2 separate regions of the Homo sapiens genome follow, and region 1 is linked to region 2. The links are chromatin loops, found by intact Hi-C in ENCODE. Cell type or tissue: dorsolateral prefrontal cortex. All regions are shown on one strand. Links, peaks and the distances in the headings refer to the core of each region. The heading gives the core; the rest is flanking DNA.

Region 1 (10,343 bases), core at 2,451-7,450, 130 kb after region 2:
TTGGATAGGTTTTAAACCCATATGATTATGTCAATAAATGCAGAAAAAGTGTTTAATAAAATTCAACATCGCTTCATGATAAAAACCCTAAATATATGTAGAAGGAACATATCTCAACACAATAAACACATATGCGACAAACCCATAGCTAACATCGTACTGAGTGAAGAAAAGTTGAAAGCTTTTCCTCAAAGATCAGGAGCAAGACATGGATGTCCACTTTCACCACTTCTATTTAACACAGTACTAGACGTCTCGCCAGAGAAATTAGGCAAGAGAAAAAAATAAGGGGCATCCAAATTGAAAAGGAGGAAGTCGAATTATTCCTGTTTGCAGGCAACAAGATTTTATATATAGAAAACCCTGAAGACTCCACCAAAAGCCTATTAGAACTAATAAATGAATTATGATTTTAGAAGTAGGTTTTGTTCTATAAAGAAAATTAGAAAAGTAAGAAAAAAAAAGTACATCATTAGCCAAATAAAACCATAGCCTATTGTTGGATATAATTCTTTTCAGCCTTTTTTACACATTATTTTTGGGTTTTACTTTTTCTTCTTTTTAATATGACTGATTTAACTCCCCATACAACTGAATGATATTTTATTTTTACTTAACATTCCATCATAAACATTTTGCCTGTTGTGACATACCTTTTGTAAACATTATGTTAAATAATTGTACAATATTTCATGAAGTGAATATGTCATTGTTTGCCTCACCAGTCTTCTGTGGTGGGACATTTAGGGCCCCCATTAACATTCCTTTTAACTAGAAGTTTGTTTTGGTTTGTTTTGGTTTTGCTTTTTGAGACAGAGTCTCACTCTGTCGCCCAGGCTGGAGTACAGTGGTACCATCTTGGCTCACTGCAACCTCCACCTCTGGGTTCAAGCAACTCTCCTGCCTCAGCCTCCCAAGTAACTGGAACTATAGGCACACACCACCACACCCAGCTAGTTTTTTTATTTTTAGTAGAGATGGAGTTTCACCATCTTGACCAGGCTGGTCTCAAACTCCTGTACTCAGGTGATTCACCCACCTTGGCCTCCCAAAGTGCTAGGATTATGGGCATGAGCCACCATGCCCAGCCTTAACTAGAAGTTTTTTTAATCAGTGGGATTACTTTCATAGTAAGGACTCTTAGATGTTGCATAATTGGGTCGAAGGTATAAAACTTTTAAAGATTCCTAAAATGTATATAGTTCAAATTGTGTTTTCAAATAGTATATCAATTTATGCTCCCATTGACAATGTATGAAAGCACCCATCCTTGTCAGCTCGCTCTCTCTCTCACTTTCTCACCATTTACTAAGTGCAACTTTTACTAATTTCTTGGGCAAAAAAAAAAAAAAGAAAGAAAGGATGGTATTTTGTCTTAGTTTGTGCCTTACAAGGCTAACATTACCCTGATACCAAGACCAGACAAGTACACAACAAAAAAAGAAAACTGTAGGCCAATATCTCTGATGGACATAGATGCAAAAATCCTCCACAAAATACTAGCAAATCAAATCCAACAGCACGTTAAAAAGATCATTCACCACGATAAAGTGGGATTCATCCCGGGGATACAAGGATGGTTCAACATAAGTCAATAAACCTGATACATCACATTCAGAATGAGGGATAAAACCCATATGATTATCTCAACACATGCAGAAAAAGTGTTTAATAAGATTCAACATCCTTCATGATAAAAACCCTAATATGTGTAGAAGGAACATATCTCAACACAATAAACACATGTGACAAACCCATAGCTAACATCGTACTGAGTGAGGAAAAGTTGAAAGCTTTTCCTCAAAGATCAGGAGCAAGACACAGTACTAGAAGTCTTAGCCAGAGACATTAGGCAAGAGAAAAAAATAACGGACATCCAAATTGAGAAGGAGGAAGTTGAATTATTCCTGTTTGCAGGAAACATGATTTTATATATAGAAAACCCTGAAGACTCCACCAAAAGCCTGTTAGAACTAATAAATGAATTCAGTAAGGTTGCAGGATAACACTCGACATACAATTCCTAGTGCTATTTTATTTTTATGTAACATCCCATCAAAAATATTTTCCCCATTGTGACATAGCTTTTGTAAATATTATGTTTATGTTAAAATTCTGTGGCATCTGTTGAGAAGCAAGGAGAACAGGAAAAAATTAGTAGCATTTTAATATGCCAACAACAAACTATCTGTAAAAGAAATCAAGAAAGCAATCCCATTTATAAAAACTACAAATACAATAAAATGCATAGGAATAAATTTAACCAAGAAAGTTGTCTAATTTTTCTACAGTGAAAACTATAAAACACTGATTTTAAAAAATTGAACAGGACATTAATAAATGGAAAGCTATCCTGAGTTCATTGATTAGAAGAATTAATAATGTTAAAATATCCAAACTACCCAAAACTGTCTACCAATTTAATGCAATCTCTATCAAAACACCAAGGACATTTTTCACTGAAATAGAAAAAACAATCCTAAAATTTGCATGGAACCACAAAATATCCCAAACAGCCAAAGCGTTCTTGAGCAAAACAACATAGCTGAAGGCACCACCCTAACTGACTTTAAAATATACGACAAAACAGTACTAGGCAAAACAGCATGGTACTGGCAGAAAAACAGACACAGACCAATGCAACAAAATAGAGGACCCAGAAATAAATTCATGCATTTAAAGCTATCTGAGCTTTGACAAAGGCACCAAGAAAACACACTGAGGAAAGGAAGTGTCTTCAATAAATGGTGCTGGGAAAACTGGATCTCCACATGCAGAAGAATGAAACTAGACCCCAATTTCTTACCACTTACAAAAACCAAATCAAAACAGACTAAAGACTTAAATATAAGACCCCAAACTATGAAACTACTAAAAGAAAACATAGGGGAAATACTTCATGACATTGATCTGGGTAATAATTTTTTTAATCAGACCTCAAAAGCACAGGTGACAAAAGTGAAATAGACAAGCAGGATTACATCAAACTGAAAAGCTTCTGCACAGCAAAGGAAACAATCCGCAGAGTGGTGAGGCAATCAACAGAATGGGAGAAAATATTCACAAACTATGCACCTAAAAAGGGATTACTATCCAGAATATGTAAGAAAGTCAAAAAACTCAATAGCAAAAAAAAAAAAAAAAAATCTAACTTTAAAATGGACAAAAGACTGACATTTCTCAAAAGAAGTTATACAAATGGCCAACAGGTTATGAAAAAGTACTCAATATCACTAAGCATTGGGGAAATGCAAACCAAAACCACAATGAGATATCATCTCACCCCAGTTAGAATGGCTACTATCAAAAAGACAAAAAATAAACAAATGTTACGAGGATGTGGATAAAGGGGAACTTGTACACTGTGGTGGGAATGTAAATTTGTATAGCCATTACAGACAACAGTATGGAGTTCCTCAATAAGTTAACAATAAAACTACCATATGAACCAACAATCCCACCACTGGGTGTATATCCAAAGGAAAGGAAATCAGTGTGTGGAAGAGGTATCTGCATTCCCATGTTTATTGCAGCACTAATCACAATAGCCAAGATATGGAATCACCCTAAGTGTCCATCAATGGATGAATGTATTAAAAAATTGTGGTATATATGCACAACAGAATACTATTCAGCCATAAAAAGAATGAAATCCTTTATTTGAGACAACATGCATAAATGTAGAAGACATTAAGTAAAATAAGCCAAGCACAGAAGAGCAAATACCACATGATTTCATTTATGTGGAATCTTAAAAAGTTGATCTCATAGAAGTAGGGAGTAGAGGCTGGGTGCGGTGGCTCACGCATGTAATCCCAGCAATTTGGGAGGCCGAGGCAGGTGGATCACCTGAGGTCAAGAGTTCCAGACCAGTCTGGCGAACATGGTGAAACCCCGTCTCAACTAAAAATACAAAAATTAGCCAGGCATGGTGGCAGGCGCCTGTAATCCCAGCTACTGGGGAGGCTGAGGCAGGAAAATCATTTGAACCCAGGAGGTGGAATTGCAGTGAGACGAGATTGCACCATTGCACTCCAGCCTAGGTGACAGAGATTCTGTCTCAAAAAAAAAAAGTAGAGAGTAGAACAGTGGTTACCAGAGGAAAAAAAGAAGGGAGATGAGGAGAGGTTGGTGAAGAGGTACAAAGTTACAGTTAGATATGAGAAATAAGTTCTGGTGTGATATTGCACAGTAGGGTGACTATAGTAAATAACAATGTATTGCATATTTTCAAAATACCTAGAAGAGAGGATTTTGAATGTTCCCACCAGAAAGAAATAATAAACATTTGAGATAACGGATATGCTAATTACCCTGACTGATTGTCATAACAGTGTATATATGCATCAAAATACCACAATGTACCCCATAAATATGTACAATTATAATGTGTCAATTAAAAACAAAATAGGGCTGGGCACGATGGCTCACACTTGCAATGCCAACAATTTGGGAGGCTGAAGCAGGCGGATCACCTGAGGTCAGAAATTTGAGACCAGTGTGGCCAACATGGTGAGACTCCGTCTCTACTAAAAATACAAAAAAAATGGCCAGGCGTGGTGGCGGGCACTTGTAATCCCAGCTACTCAGGAGGCTGAGGCAGAAGAGTCACTTGAACCAGGGAGGTGGATATTGCAGTGAGCCAAGACAGCACCATTGCATTCCAGCCTAGGCAACAAGAGCAAAACTCCAGCTCAAAAAAAAAAAGAAGAAAGAAAAAAAAAAGAAAACGTTTCAAAAATAAAAAACTAAAAACGATAGTATTTTAATTTGCATTTCTGTGAAATTGACAATTTTCATGTGTTTAATTAGATTGATTTTCTCTTTAATATTCATGTTCCTTTTTATTTTCAATTAGCCCACTGTTATCATTTAAAAAAATTTTTCAGCCAGGCGCAGTGGTTCACGCCTGTAATCCCAGCACTTTGGGAGGCCGAGGAGGGTAAATCACTCGAGGTCAGAAGTTCGAGACCAACCTGGCCAACATAGCAAAACCCCATTTCTATTAAAAATATAAAAATTAGCCAGGAGTGGTGGCGCACGCCTGGATTCCCAGCTATTTGGGAGGCTGAGGCAGGAGAATTACGTGAACCCAGGAGGCAGAGGTTGCAGTGAGCTGAGATCGTGCCATTGCATTCCAACATGGATGACAAGAGCGAAACTCCATCTCAAAAAGAAAAAGAAAAAAAAACTCAGTTTTTGCTTTAAAATATTTTAATATAGAGAACCATTTATGTTAATTCTGACCTGTGACCATCACACAAATAATACAACTTTCATTTGAGATACTTATTTAAATACAACTCATTTTTATCTCAAATTAACTCAACCACTCTAAAACTGACCACAATGTACCCTTTTACTGGACATATAGTCTTTCCTTGCTTATGTTCTTATAGCTTGCCTCTTTTCTTTTCTATATGTATGTTTTTTATGTACAGTCATACACTGCATATTGATGTTTCAGTCAGCAACAGACCGCATATACAATGGTGGTAGTATAAGATTGTAACACTGTATTTTTACTATACCTTTTTTATGTTTAGATACACAAATTGTGTTCCAATTTTGCCTACAGTAACATGCTATACAGGCTTGTAGCCTAGGAGCAATAGGCTATACCATACACCCTAGCTATGTAGTAGGGTATACCATTCAGATTTGCGCAAATACTCTCTATGATGTTTGCACAATGACAAAATCGCTCAGCGACACATTTCTCAGAAAGTATTTCCGTTGTTAAGTGATGCATGACTGTGTATATAAAAGTACATATACAATCATAATACACATGTATATACTTTTGTGTATATACTCCTATTCATACACATGTATATAAAGGAGACATACATGTGTGTGTATATATATGTATGTGTACCTATGTGCACATACATGCATACACAATGTGCAAACAGAGGCAAAAAGAGGAGATAAAATTGAATTTATTCCCTTTGGTTTAGTCACCAGCCCAAGAAAGTATTTGACGAAGTTATAGGTGTCAATTATACATATAGATGTCAAATATTCTTGTCCATAGAAGCATAGAAAATTAAAAACTGAATGTAAAATAAAAATATTAAGTAATGAGAACATTTTATTTAAAAAAAAAAAAAAAAAAAAAGCAGTCATGGGGCCGGGTGTGGTGGCTCACGCCTGTAATCCCAGCCCTTTGGGAGGCTGAGGCGGGTGGATCACCTGAGGTCAGGAGTTCAAGACCAGCCTGACCAACATGGTGAAACCCTGTCTCTACTAAAAATACAAAAAAATTAGCTGGGCATGGTGGCACATGCCTGTAACCCCAGCTACTCGGGAGGCTGAGGCAAGAGAATAGCTTGAACCTGGGAGGCAGAGGTTGCAATGAGCTTAGACGCGCCATTGCACTCCAACCTGGGCAGCAAGGACAAAACTCCATTTCAAAGAAAAAAAAAAAAGAAAAAAAAGCAGACATTTGGGTTTTTTTAAAGTAACTACTTGGAAGGTTGTACATTGATTTCACTGAAAACATTTTCTTAGAGTCCTCATTTGCAATTACCTTCAAAATTAGTTTCTGAGTCTCCTTTACTTTTATTCCAAACGATATTACTCTGGTTGACTATGATTTTTATTCATTTATTTTGATTTAACCTACTTTGGGAGGATTCCAATAGTAAAGTTTCTCTCATGTGAAGTACTAGAGAATTGCCACAATGTATCTGTCCATATTAGTACATATTCCTGAGAATCTAACAGAGGTTGGGAGGAGGTTTTATTTATTTATTTATTTATTTATTTATTTATTGAGACATAGTTTCACTCTTGTTGCCCAGGCTGGAGTGCAATGGCGCTATCTCAGCTTACTGCAACCTCTGCCTCCCTGATTCAAGCAATTCTTCTCCCTCAGCCTCCTGAGTAGCTGGGATTACAGGCATGAGCCATCATGCCAAACTAATTTTGTATTTTTAGTGCAGACGGGGTTTCACCATGTTGGTCAGGCTGATCTTGAACTCCCGACCTCAGGTGATCCACTCACCTCGGCCTCCCAAAGTGCTGGCATTACAGGCATGATCCACCGCGCCCAGCCAATAGGAGGTTTTAGAATACAAATATAAGACATCTGAAGGTGCTGACTTCCAAGGAGTCCAGGTTCATCTGCATATGTTGGTTTCAGTGGGCCTCTCCATCACGTCAGCAAGTGTGCCATGCATAACCTATACCACCAAATGTGATGGCCCTGCTTCTTGAATGTGCACTTGAAAAATCTTTGAAAATCTTGAGTCCTTACTCAGATTTGCTTTTATTTTCCAGAAACTCAGAAAAGTTGTGTAAAATCAAAATTAAACTGAAATTAGTGTAGGAGAGAGAGAGAGAGATCACCTCCACGTCCATCACCCCCACTCTCTCTTAGCTCTCATGTGAGCTCTTTGGCTGTGTCTAGGAACCAAACTGACGTAAGAAAGATGAGCAAGAGAAAAGCATATACATTTTTGTTTTGCGGGGATTTTTTGCTTGTTTGTCTTTGTTTTTAGGGTCTCACTATATTGCCCAGGCTGGTCTCAAACTCCTACAATCTAACAATCCTCCTGTCTTAGCCTCACAAGTAGCTGGGATTACAGGCATGAGCCAGCCACAACCAGCCAAGTTTCATTAGTTTTACATGTACCGGGGGTCTCCACTTTAAGAGTGAAGTCCGAAGAAATGGCCAAAGCAAGATGCTTTTATACTTTTTAGACAAAGAACAATAAATTTGTGAAGAAATGACAGGACAAAGGGGAACTGGCCAGGGACATAAATTCTAGGGGAGTCCCTAGGAGATATATGGCAGAGTATAAAAGCAGTAGATGATAAGGGTTACTTTGGGAAGTTTACTTATTTGGGTCCATTGCAGCCCTAATTCCCAGTCTTCTGGTGATAAGGTCTATTTTCTTGCTCTGGTACAGGAAAGGCCCCCCTCCTGGAGTAATCTTTATGGCTGGCTGCATGCAAGAACAGACAGGTCAGCAAGCCCTTTCTGAAACTATAATTTCTCCAACATTTTCAACTCAAAATAATGAATATAACAATGCAGCATATTTTGGGATGGCATATCCTTCACTACTTTATTAGTAAGACTTCACTATATCAGATTTAACAAGGTTTTGTTAAATGATCTGTGTACCCACAATTTTGAGCACCACATTTTCTGATGAAATATGAATTAGTGAAGTCTACAAAGGTATAATACCACAATTTAGAACATTATCATGTGGCGATCCTTTGAGTATAGAATGGTGTTTATGTCAATATTAATTCTGAAAATTCCTAAGATGCCCATTTTCTGAGGTGAAATCAGCAATGTGATTGATTATTCATTTAAAAAACACTCGGGCATCTCAGCAACCATGAACTAATGTCTTTGGTAGATCAATAATTTTTTCACTCCAATCACAAGAAGAAATCCAGAGCATCAGAAAAGTCATCAGTAAAAACATTAAAAGATATGTGCCAGCTGTTTCTGGCAGAGTGTTGAAGAGGGGATGGAGCAAAACAATAAGAAATGTTTGCCATATGTTGGAAAATGAGGGGTAATGGAAAATATTCATAAACAAAGACTAACACTTGTCTGTATGTTATTCAGGTGCAGAGATAAAGCACATCCATCTTCAGTGACTCTTCTGAATGCAAATGACTCTAAGGCTCAGGCAGTCATTTCCAGAGTCTTGAAATCCCTTATGCAGTCTGAACCATCATTGGTGTCAGTTTTGCCTGCATAAGCACTTTAAGATGAAATCCTAACCTCTGAATTAGCATAAAACATTCTGTATAAAAATCATTCACATTAGAGGCTCTCTGTCAATTTTTGAACTGGCATTGCTATTGTCTTGTATTTTAAATCAGTTTAGAAATCTTTCCCCTTCTCTAATTCGTTTCCTTCGTTCTCAGTCTGACATTCCTCATCATTCCTGTCAGGTGGGTTACATCTGCTGTATTTGCTGGAGCCTACAGAGATTGGGGTGGGGGGAAAGAAAATATGGAATTTGCCCAACTAATGTGGTTCAAATCAAGCTCACGAGAAACCATTTTCCCTGCTTATATTTACACAGGTATGATAGATTTATTTCCCCCAGGAGTCCTCTGTTTTCTCCTGAAATTTGACCATGTGTGACTCATTTGTCTGTATGTTATTCAGCTGCACAGATAAAATACATCCATCTCTTCTAAATGCAAATTCTCAGCAAGAGTAAGCCGAGTAAGCTTTGTCACAGCAAGAAGCAAGAGGGCAGACATAGTGGACAAGAAAAACCCTACCGAGTAAAGGATCTCAAGATGCACACAGCTGTTCCCAAATGTTAGTCAGTGAATGAGGCAGTCATTGATGAATCTGATAGTGAATTTGATAACGTAGTTGGGGCTCAAACACTTGAGAGCTACATCCCCAGGACTTACGGGAGGGCCAGAGAAGCCAGAACTCAAGACTGCAGGAACCCAGGTGTGACTTTGGTGTCCACTATGTGGTCATATGGCCACCGTGTAGCCTCCTTACTCTGGACCACTTTGTTGAAATGGAGACCTATGGAGGTTGCCTAAAAAACTTTGCTTTAAAAATTCTTGAGAAGCAGAGGATTGACTAACTCAATTCTTAAATGAAAAGATATACCCCTGGAGCCATATGGAAATTTGTGGGAGGATTTGATTGTCACACTGATGGGGAGGCACCACTAGCGTTTAGTGGGTGGGGCCAGAGGCAGTAAACACCCTGCAACGTGTGGGATATGGTCCCCATGACAAATTTCCCTAACTTCTGCCCACATTTAAAATGTCCAATCACGGAAGTGAAAAAACACACGATATAATTATCTGAGCCATATATCTAACTCCATTTAACATATACACACAAGGTATTTTTAACAGTTTTAATACACATTGACTTTTTCAAGAACGCAACCATTGTGTGTAAATACTTTGTTTTGTTTGAAATTGACCAGCCTTTCAGTAAATCTCTGAGAACAAGGCATGGGTCTGCATATGTAATGTCACATTTTGTATATCGATACGAATGTACTTACCTTGCCTTTATTTCAAAATGTCAAATATAAAGAAAAAGTGTTGACAATATTCAGTTGAGTATTGTCTTACTTCTGTGAAGCTCAAACTAATTCATTACAAATAGTGGTATCGGACTTAGAACTGTCTTTTAGTTTGGCCATGCCAAAAATATGCACACTTTTATTATAAATTACTTTCCTTTTATTTTTCCTTTTTATTAGTTTGTGCTGGACCCTGCGGGCCCCACTGAGATCCCCACTTCAGGACCTCCCTAGCAGCTGAGAGCACTGATCGTGAGCAGCCAGGGCTTAGGGTCACCACCAACTCCCCACAATTGCTCC
Region 2 (10,343 bases), core at 2,512-7,511:
TTCATAGCGGTCCCTGCTGCGTACTCACATCAGCTACCCTGGGTGCCCTCACTGCTCCTTGAACACACCAATCACACACCCACCTTAGGGTCTTTGAACTTATTGTTTCTTCCACCTCGGATGCTTGTCCCCTAAATGTCTGTAAGGCTCTTTCCCTCATTCATTCAAATCCCTATTCAAATGTCACCGTATGAGAGAAGACTTCCCTGACTACATTATGCAAAATAGTACTTTTGCTGCAGTGGTTCTGTCACTTGAAGGGCTGCCATGTGGCTTTCAAGACATGCACTGCACAACTCCAGGGGGCACCATTCACATCATAGCCATCAAAGATTTGTGTATTAATTAAGACATCTTTCAGCAGTAAAGTACCTAATTTGCACAAAAATGTTATGAAGGGTAGCAGCAGCCCTGCCCATACCCTGCCTCATTATCTTTGTAGTGTTCATCACCACCTGGCAGATGCCATCCATCTCCCCTCTGCTAAGCGCTGAGAGAGCAGGCACTTTGCCTGTTTTTGTTCATGACACTAGTTCCAGTGTCTAGAACAGTACTTGTGATATGTATTGGGTGCTCAAGATTTTTGAATGAATCAATCAATCATTCAGTCAATTAATGATCAATTGATACTATGTTCTTGGAGAAAACCTCCCTTTAAGACTCTCTTGAATGACTTTATCATCCTTGCAACTACACAGATCCAAAAAAAATGATAAGATAGCCTCATTTTATAGATTCGTAAAATGATACTTCTAGATTTCAATAAATCATGCAAGTTCTGACAGCTAATAAGTGGTTTCTACAACTCCAGAGGCCACATTTCTAAAACATATCCTGCCTCTAGAGAATGGTGTTTCTAAATATTACCACCAAATAATATGGAAGCTTCACATGTGTTAAATAATGAAGCTTCACAGAGGAGAAAATTATATGCTTTAATGTTTTGCAGCAATGAATCACAATATTTATTAATAATAATTCCTTAATAATGGGGAATTACAGCAATTTGCCTTTTGACATTGCATCTAAAAGATAATGCAATAAACTTTTATTTTAAATGAACTGATGAAAAAAATGTCAAGAAGGGTAGTATTTATGGGTAAAGAAGAGTCACAGGGAAATTAAAATCCGAAAGCTTTATTTATACATTAAAAAGAAGAAGCAGCGGAGGAAATAAGCAATTACAGAAAGTTCAAATGAGATAATGGTAGATGCTTTTCCCAGCTATTTAATTAGGAGAATCTGCAGGCTAGGATAGTTGTTTTGAAGCTCTGCATGAATACAAATGAGCACACATCATATTACAGCAATGTCAATCCAAGAGCATAATATTTTAGTATTACCATTTTTTTCAGGGAGAGAAAGAACTGCTTTCTAAATACAATGGCATACCGCTTATTAATATTTAGATGTCGTACACTCTCAGCCTTCCAGGGGAGCCGTGAAAGGGCATCTGACCATGAGTAGCAACCAAAACAGCCAAGATGACAGAAGATAGGCTGTGATCAACATACTCACTATTGCAAAGAAAGTGGTATCTCACTGCCCTGGTAGGGATGGCTATAAAAACCAGCATCAAAACCAATACTAGAAGGTGAGGACAAACTGGGATATTTTGCACAGAAACCAACAGTCCTGCCTGCCCCAGCCTTCTCTGAGCACACACCAAGACACACATTCAGGACTAGCACAATAGTTTACAGCAGTTTTTCCCAAATCTGTAATAAGTGACTCTTAAAAATTAAAATGCAATCTCAAAGAAAAAATACATTTGGGAAACACTATATAGCATATGTCTTCTTGGAGAGTCTCTTTAGGATAATAAATTCCTATAACAAACATTTATCTTTGTTTCATACTCAATTGTCACGGACTGAATTGCATCTTCCCAAAATTTATTGGTTGAAGCCCTAACCCTCAATGTGACTATTTGTACATAGGGCCCTTAAGGAGGTAATAATGGTTAAGTAAGGTCTTAAGGGTAAGGCTCTAATCCGATAGGACTGGAGTCCATATAAAAAGGAGAGACACCAGGAACATGCACACAGAGAGGAAAGGCCATGCGAGGACACAGCAAGAAGGTGGCTGTCTGCAAGCCAAGGAAAGAGGCCTCACCAGAAACCAACCCTGCCTGTACCTTGATCTTGAATTTTTCAGATAAAAAATAAATAAAATAAATTTCTATTGTTTAAGCCACCCAGACTGTGTTTCTCTTATGGCAGCCTAAACAGATGAATACACCAGTATTTCTCAAACTTATTTGAACACAGAACACTCAGGTCTCCAAAATCATAGTAACAACTCTCTTTTTTTTTTTTTTTTTTTTTTTTTTTTTTTTTTTTTTTTTTTTGAGACAGTCTCACTCTGTCACCCAGGCTAGAGAGCAGTGGCACAGTCTTGGCTCACTGCAACCTCTGCCCCCCAGGCTCAAGCCTTAGCCCCCCGTGTAGCTGGAATTATAGGTGTGCACCACCATGCCCAGCTAATTTGTATATTTTTAGTACAGATGGGGTTTCACCATATTAGCCAGGCTGGTCTCAAACTCCTGACCTCAAGTGATTCACCCACCTCAGCATCTCAAAGTGCTAAGATTACAGGCATGAGCCACTGCACCCAGCCAGTGACAACTCTCAAAACAGCTCAGAAAATGTTGTTCAGGGTAATTCAAAGAATTAGTTTATAGCCCTCTCTTCATACCTAGGTAGTAAACACCTGGGCTTTTACATAGAATATGTAAACATTTACATAAACATAGAATAGGACCGTTTTCTCAATGTTGACTCTCTTTATTAAGAAGCCAAGTAAGAAATGTATCTATCAAAACCGTTTACTTTTTGTAACAATGCTTAAAAATTCAACCTCATTTATCTAAAAGCCTCCAATATACAGAACCACTCTTTAACAATAGTAATATTCGCACTTATTGTGGACATTTATTTAGGCACTATGTTAAGCACAACATGGACACTAGCTCATGTGATCTTCCCAACAGCCCCTGGAAACAGATACATACAATCAACCCTTCACATCTCTAAGCTCCACATCTACAGATTCAATCAACAGCAGATCAAAAATACTTGGAAAAAATAATAATTAAAAATAATACAACAGTAAACATAATACAAATAAAAATATAATATAGCAACAATTTACATGTTATTTACTTTGTATTAGGTATCATAAATAATCTAGAGATTATTTAAAATATACAGGAGGATATATGTAGGTTATATGCAAATACTACACTATTTTATATAAGGGACTTGAGTATCCACATATTTTGGTATCCATGAGGGTCCTGGAACCAATCCCCTGTGGAAACTGAAGGATGACTGTACTTGATAAAGAAACTGTGAGAAGGAAGAATGTGTTCACAGAGACCATACAACTAACAAGCAGCAGATCTGGGACTCAAGTCCAGGTCCTTTAAAGCCACCGTCCATGTTCTTGCCCATGCTGCTCTATGCTGCCTTAATTCCTTCCTGGGGAAACTGATCAAAGTCAAGCTCGTCACTCAACAACGGTCAGTTCTTTAGGTAAACAGTGACAGCCTTCAGAGAGGAAAGGTGAAAAAGGATACATTAGGTTAGAATGAAGGCAACTTTCACGTCAAATTGGGCCACCTATATGATACTGATTAGTAAACAAACACAAAAAAATAGCCAATACAGCCAGTCCCTTAAAGCTGGGTAAGGTCTCTCTTCTTTGTCCTCAGGCTCACCAGCACACTCCTTGCATGAGAGGTTCACTCAGAGGTAGGCACAAGGAAACTCTAACAGAAGAATCAGCTAGACTCCTAGTTGGATCAGGCTCAGTAGAGTCCTCTGTGGGGCAGGGGACATGTGGCCTGGCCCAACAGAGCTCTGCCTAATGCTATTGCGCTTGACAAATTCTCGTAAGTCATACTGATAAGGGCAATAGTGTCTGAAAAATCTCTTTAGCCAGCCATGCATTTTTTAATACACTCTGTATCACCAGTTTTAAAAATTATTTATGCTAATTAATAAATCTTTTTGAATAGATTTCTATAACATGAAGATGCGGTATCTATCTCTGAAGTAGAGAGAGCCCTCACTTGGGTGCTTCAAAGATAGCAACTACCTGTATTAGTCAGAGATTTCCAGAGAAACAGAACCAAGAGGATGCGAGTGTGTGTGTGTGTGCGCACATGTGTGTGTGTGTGCACGCGCACGTGCGCACATGCACATGTGTGTTGTGTATACAGAGAGACAGAGAGACAGAGGTTTATTTTAAAGAATTGACTCGTGTAATTGCAGAAGCTTGGAGAGTTCAAAATCTGATGGGGTAGGCCAGCAGGCTGGAGACTCAAGAAAGAGCTAGAGTTCAAGTCCAAAGGCAGTCTGCTGATGAACCAGGAAGAGCTGATGTTACAGAAGCAGCTCAAAGGCAATCTGCCAGCAAAATTACTTCTTGGTTGGAAGACATCAGTCTTTGTTCTATGAAGGCCTTCAACTGACTGGATGGAGTCCATTCACATTATGTATACTAATCTGCTTTACTCAAAATCCACCTTTTAAAACTTTAATCTCATTCAGAAACACCTTTACAGAAACATCCAGAATAATGTTCAACCAAATATCTGTGTACTGTGTCCCAGCCAAGTTGACAACAAATAAAATTATCATGCCACCCTAGTAATAACTACTCATACCTTATACAGCTTATACTAAAGTATTTTAAATAAATTTCTACACAGTACTCATGAGACTAAACTAAGATCCTGTAACAAATACCCCTACACAGACACACTAAAATCCAGGGGCTTAAGGAATATGTTTATTACCTCATGTAGCAGTCCAGGGTGAGGACTCTAGGTCAAGGGCTGTCTGCTCCATGGAATCACTGAGAGACCCAGGACCACAGCAGACCTAACTCTGCTCCAGCTTCCAAGACCGCTCTGGCCACTAAAGCCCACAAGCATAAGGAAGGAGCATGGAGAAGGATGTATACGGGCTCTGTTTGCCAGGCTGGGAAATGGCCCATATCACTACAAGTGAAACTGGTTAATGACATCAGCTGTGTGCCCAGGTAGGCGAATGGGAGAACTAGTGGTCTCCACCATACACACGGTGTGTGTGATAGCTGGTGGTGGCAGAAAGTAAAAGTGCCATCAATATATTAACTCAACATTAATACATCTTCATTTTCTTCAGAGCACTTTTCTCTCTTCAAAATTATCTTTTTTGTTTACTAGTTTATTTATCTGGTTTGCAGCAATTGGGAGGAGACAAAATAGCAGCTCAAAGTGCGAGCCATTACAAATCAACTTCTTATTCTTTAAGCCCCTGGATTTCAGTGTGTCTATGTAGGGGGTATTTGTTACAGGATATTAGTCTACTCTTATGAGTATAACACAGACACATGAGAGTCATCAGACTGCCTGGGGTTCATCATGACACCTCAACTTAGCACCTGTGTGACCTTGGGCATGTGGTTAAATTCTAGGAGTCTCTGTTTTCTTGTGTAAAAATGGAGATAATACCATACTGAACGTTACGGGGGGCTGCCCAGATAGCCCCACTTCAGTGCTGTTGCATCTGTCCCCAACTGCTAGAAATATTGACAGGTGATGGCACTCAGCTGATGAGAAATTGTCTTCCCCAGGGTAACACCTTCTGCTGGGGGCATCTATATCTAATGACCATTGATGGGGTGTGTGGGTGGGGGATGGGGATGTATAAAAGCCTACTTTCTTTGCCTCAGGAATATACAACTCTCGGGTGGGTGAGGTGGCTCATGCCTGTAATCCCAGCACTTTGGGAGGCTGAGGTGGGCAGATCACGAGGTCAGGATTTCAAGACCAGCCCGGCCAACATGGTGAAACCCTGTCTCTACTAAAAATACAAAAATTAGCCAGGCGTGGTGGTGCGCACCTGTAATCCCAGCTACTCCAGAGGCTGAGGCAGGAGAATTGCTTGAACCTGGGAGGCAAATGTTGCAGTGAGCTAAGATTGCGCCACTGCACTCCAGCCTGGGCAACAGAGCAAGACTCAGTCAAAAAAAAAAAAAAAAATTAAAAGAAGATACATCTCTCGAAGGCCTTCCCAGCTTGAGCACCCAGTGGGATCTGCTGACACCCTTGCTGCAGTTACATCTCAGTGCAATTCCTTCCTCTCTCACTGCCTCCCAGTCTCACTGCCTTTGCTCCCCATAGGTGTTGATCACAAAGGCATTCACCAAGAAACTTTCTGCACATACATCATATATCTCCACCTCAGTGTCTGATTTCTGGAGAATTGACCTAAGGCTTGTGGGAATTAGAGGAGATAAGCCTGAAAAAGCACTCAGAACAGAGCATTGCACATAGTAAGCACCCAATGAATATTTGTTGAGTTGAAGGAATGAATGATGCTTTGTCCATATTGTAAATAAAAACCGTTAAACAAGAGAAGTTAAGAGAACATCCATGACTACATAAACTTATCTATGTCTAAATTATATGGATAACAAAATGTAAAAGAAAGTAGACACAGTTATTTGTAATATTTCAATGCCATTATTTTATAACCAGAAAAATTCTTCATGATGCATGATTCTAGCTACAAACTGTGCAAGAGAAAGCTGTGAAATCAAGAGCCATGCATTATCAAAAACTTTTATTTTGTCCTAATTTTAGATCAGTTATGTTATTCTTCAGATCAGCATGACAAGTATTGAAATCGGAGTGACAGGCAATTTTGTCACCCTATCTTTCTTGGAAACCTACGAACTGTGTCTCATTTCTCACATTTGCCCTTCAATTCTGATTCTTGCTGCAGACTCAGTAAAGATGTAAAATCTCTTACATCTCTACACCCTTGCTAGCACCAATGTGACAGACACACAAATATCTGGGATGCACTTTTCATTTTCCTACCTCCAAGGCTGTTTACATCACCATTCAAGCCAGCTGGCTTCCTCCTTAGAGCGCTGCCTTCACTTTCAATCTTGTTCACCTTGGGGTTTTATTTCTCACAATGGTGTTACATATTCTGAATATGAAGAGGATATTAAATTAATGTATTCCCCAGACCACTCAAAGCAATTTTTAAAAAACAACCACTAAAAGAGTTCATCTGCCAACTCCCAAGTGCTGCGAGCACTCTGCATCTGCCTTTGCATTCATTTCCCTCCCATGCAAATATGCACACAGCCCACAAGGAAGGAGGCACAATTACCAGCCTTAACCAGATCAATCTCCCGAAATTCAATGTCAAAGAAACATCCCAGGATGTCAAAATTTACTTGTAAGCGACTCATCACCCCTTCTGAGATGGACTATGTTAATTCACAGGGGAGAATAACCTTCTCGGAAACACACATTTACATTTACATAAAGCAGAGTAGAAAATAATCATGCTTCTCCATGAGCAAATGACAGTTACATAAGGATATTCTTCCACCTTTTTGCGTGTCACTCATAAAACTGCTTTCAAAATTACATCTGTGGAGAGGACGCTTGGAAAGCAGTGCCGTTTGCTACAAGCACTGTTCAAAACCACTCACAAATCCGTCACCTTTTTCCTTCTTTCAAGTACACTTTGCTTAATTTTAGTATGTGTTATCCTCTCAAAAAAAAAAAATCACATAAAAAACTTTCACCCTAGAAAGGTTTCTCGGAACATTTCCCCTCTGAGAGCTTTAAGCGAAGGTTGTACATTAAATGGTTTCATAAAAGATCCTGAATAAAGGCTATTATCTACATGTAACATTCACTCGCACTATATCTCATGATCTATTGACATAAAGCAGTTTATTGGTCAATATCACTGGCCAAAGGCAGAGACAGAGGTATGATTCCAGCCATCTGGAAATCTATTATCAAGGCTAATGCATATGCCTTTCATTTCTAAAGATCTGGTTTCAGCTTCATCAGTTAAAAGTGAATTGGGTGGTCTTGTCTTACCCACATTAAAGAACCATTATGCAGTTTAGCCTAACAAAACACCATCAGTCATGAACATCATTTAGCAGAAGTCAACCTAGGCAAAATGTCCAGTCTGTTGAGTATGCCTCCTTCTCTAACCTCTCGTTCCCTGATCAGGCTATTCATGGGCAAAATTATAAAGTAGGCAGAGTTAGTTTGAGGTTATTTTGAGTCTATTAGTCAAAAGCACAGAGTGGGAGAAATAGATATGGATATAAGAATGAAACAAGCGACAAAAATATGCGTTCTAGTCCTAGCTAGTCACTACCTCTCTGGGGCTCAGTATCTTCAGCTGTAAAATGGGGATAACAACCACCCTCACGCTTTGAGGGCTCTTGGAATTGAAAGAGTTCCCTTATCCCCCTCGCAGGACGTTAGGCGGAGGTGTGGCTCACTGCCCCACCACTCAAACCCCTAGGGGAAGTATGCAGACGGCAGGTGCAGAGACCGTGGGGAGCGTTTTTTGGGCTCTGGCCCCATGGCTGCATCTAGGGGTGGGTGTCTGCGACTCCCGAAGTCCAAGTGGGTGTGTGTTACAGTGTGCTCTTTCAGCTTTGCCGTCTGCAGACGGCTTGTGTTAATCAGCTCAACAGACCCTCTGCCTTATCGCTAGGGCAGGGGACCAGTGTGACAGCCTGAGTTCTTGCCCATTGTATCAGAAGAATCAGATCACACGTGGGCTGGAAGGATGAGTGCAAGGTCTTATTGAGTAATGGAGGTGGCGCTCAGCGAGATGGATGGGGAGCAGGAAGGAGGGGATAGAGTGGGAAGGTGATCTTCCCTTGGAGTCAAGCCCCCCAGCAGCCAAACTCTTCTCAGACGGCCCCAGCTGAACTCCTCTTGGTGTCCAGATGTCCTTCCTCTTCTCTCTCTGCTGTGCCGCCCCGCTGCTCTCTGCCACTCTCTGCCTCTCTGTTCCTCTTCTCCTCTCAATGTCCAGCTGCTTGTTTTTCTGCCCACTAAGGTCTCAGGTTTATATGGACACAGGATGCAGAGCATGGTGGGTCAGAGTGGTCTTGGAAAATGCAACATTTGGGCGCGAACACAGGAGTGCCTGTTCTTACTTAGGTCTGTGGGCACAGGCCCAAGGGTGGAGCCCTGGCCAAGGACACCGCCTTTCTCTACCCAGCACTTCCCTGCCCCCCTCCCATATCAGAATGATCAAAAGAACACATGGCTATGAAAAGCCATACATCATTTGCAAATAACAAGATTACTACTATCCTTTCTTGCCCTCATTTTTACTTTCCACATTTTCCATATGGCCCTCCCCATCTACAGAGACCTGGTGCTCTCCATCTTTCTCTTCCCCTACGTGGATTTAGCCGTCTCCTCCCCTACCTGGATTTAGCTGCCATCAGTCCTGCACCCTGGGTCTTGCCTGTCCCCTAAGTATCAGTAATATTTCCCTGCTAATTTCCCTTCTTACAATGTGTGATCTCTGCTATGTGTTAACTGGTCAGTCTGGGAAGCTGTTACTCCCTATGCTATCAGAAAAAGTGCTGCCTTGCCAAGCACTTATTAGAGACCCTGAATTTTCCAGAGCAATTTCAATTCTGGCACAGGATGGCTAGGAATGCACAGAAGTGAAGGCAGAACTTTTGTCAGTTTTCAAACCTGGGGTGGTGAGGGTGGTGACTTACTCGATATCACTCTAAGTACCAGGCCTGGGAATCCAGGGCCAGCCTAGTCCTAGAGAAAATAAAGATGACTACCATACATCCATATCACACACTCAGTGTGACTCTCTACATTCCCAGATCACAGGGAACTCTGTAACAATGTCTCACCTGTGATTCTCAGAGACAGGCCTCAGTTTGAAACTTCCTACCAGCGGCATATCCATTGTTTTCCCTTTTATTTATCTCATATTACCTCAGATATATTAGTTGGTTACATTGAAATCAGATCAGCTCAAAATTATCCACTTGTGGTGAATTTTTTTTTAACCCAAATAGGTTTCTCCATATATCCATCAATGCTTCTGGGTCACTTTTCCATAGCCACGACTTGGTTTATTCTCAGGAAATGCAAGCTACGGTTTTTATAGATCTGAACCAAACCACTAGAGAGATAGCCATACTGCCCCGAAATCATATCCATCTAAATGTCCATCTCACTTTTTTTCTGTTTTTTTTTAATAACCAGAAAAGCTCTTCATCAAGCGTGATTCTAGCTGCAAACTGTGCAAGATGAAAGCTATGAAATCAAGAATGGAAATGGAAATGTTTTCATATCAGCCCCTGCATGGAATATCCCTGGCTATTGCACTCCCACCTTCACCCCCATCATCCAGGAAGAATCAGCGTGATCAGGGTCATTCTATGAGGGCAGAGCCCTGAGACAAAAGCACAAAACTCTCCAACTCCCTCACATCAGCTTGTCCCCCAACACACACACCCATTCCTAAGTCAAA

The links. Hi-C counts contacts between places; a loop is a spot of excess contacts. Peaks named below come from ENCODE experiments on the same cell type or tissue, not always from the same donor. Only the 100,000 strongest peaks of a DNase experiment are listed, where the experiment ranks them.
Region 1: a loop joins it to region 2, with 2.3 times the contacts of the local background. A loop is called at or near these places in 1 of 110 quality-filtered maps.

Annotation. Positions count from the first base shown.
Region 1 is chr5:74,600,273-74,610,615 of GRCh38, forward strand. No RefSeq gene overlaps it. Among named protein-coding and RNA genes, the nearest start is that of ENC1, 35 kb to the right of the region's middle. In dorsolateral prefrontal cortex, for the core only: no CTCF peak of the experiment used is centred there; no DNase peak of the experiment used is centred there.
Region 2 is chr5:74,469,461-74,479,803 of GRCh38, forward strand. The region is part of intron 2 of LINC01331 (long intergenic non-protein coding RNA 1331); the gene reads right to left. Among named protein-coding and RNA genes, the nearest start is that of LINC01331, 62 kb to the right of the region's middle. In dorsolateral prefrontal cortex, for the core only: no CTCF peak of the experiment used is centred there; no DNase peak of the experiment used is centred there; H3K27ac peaks cover 1,384 bases.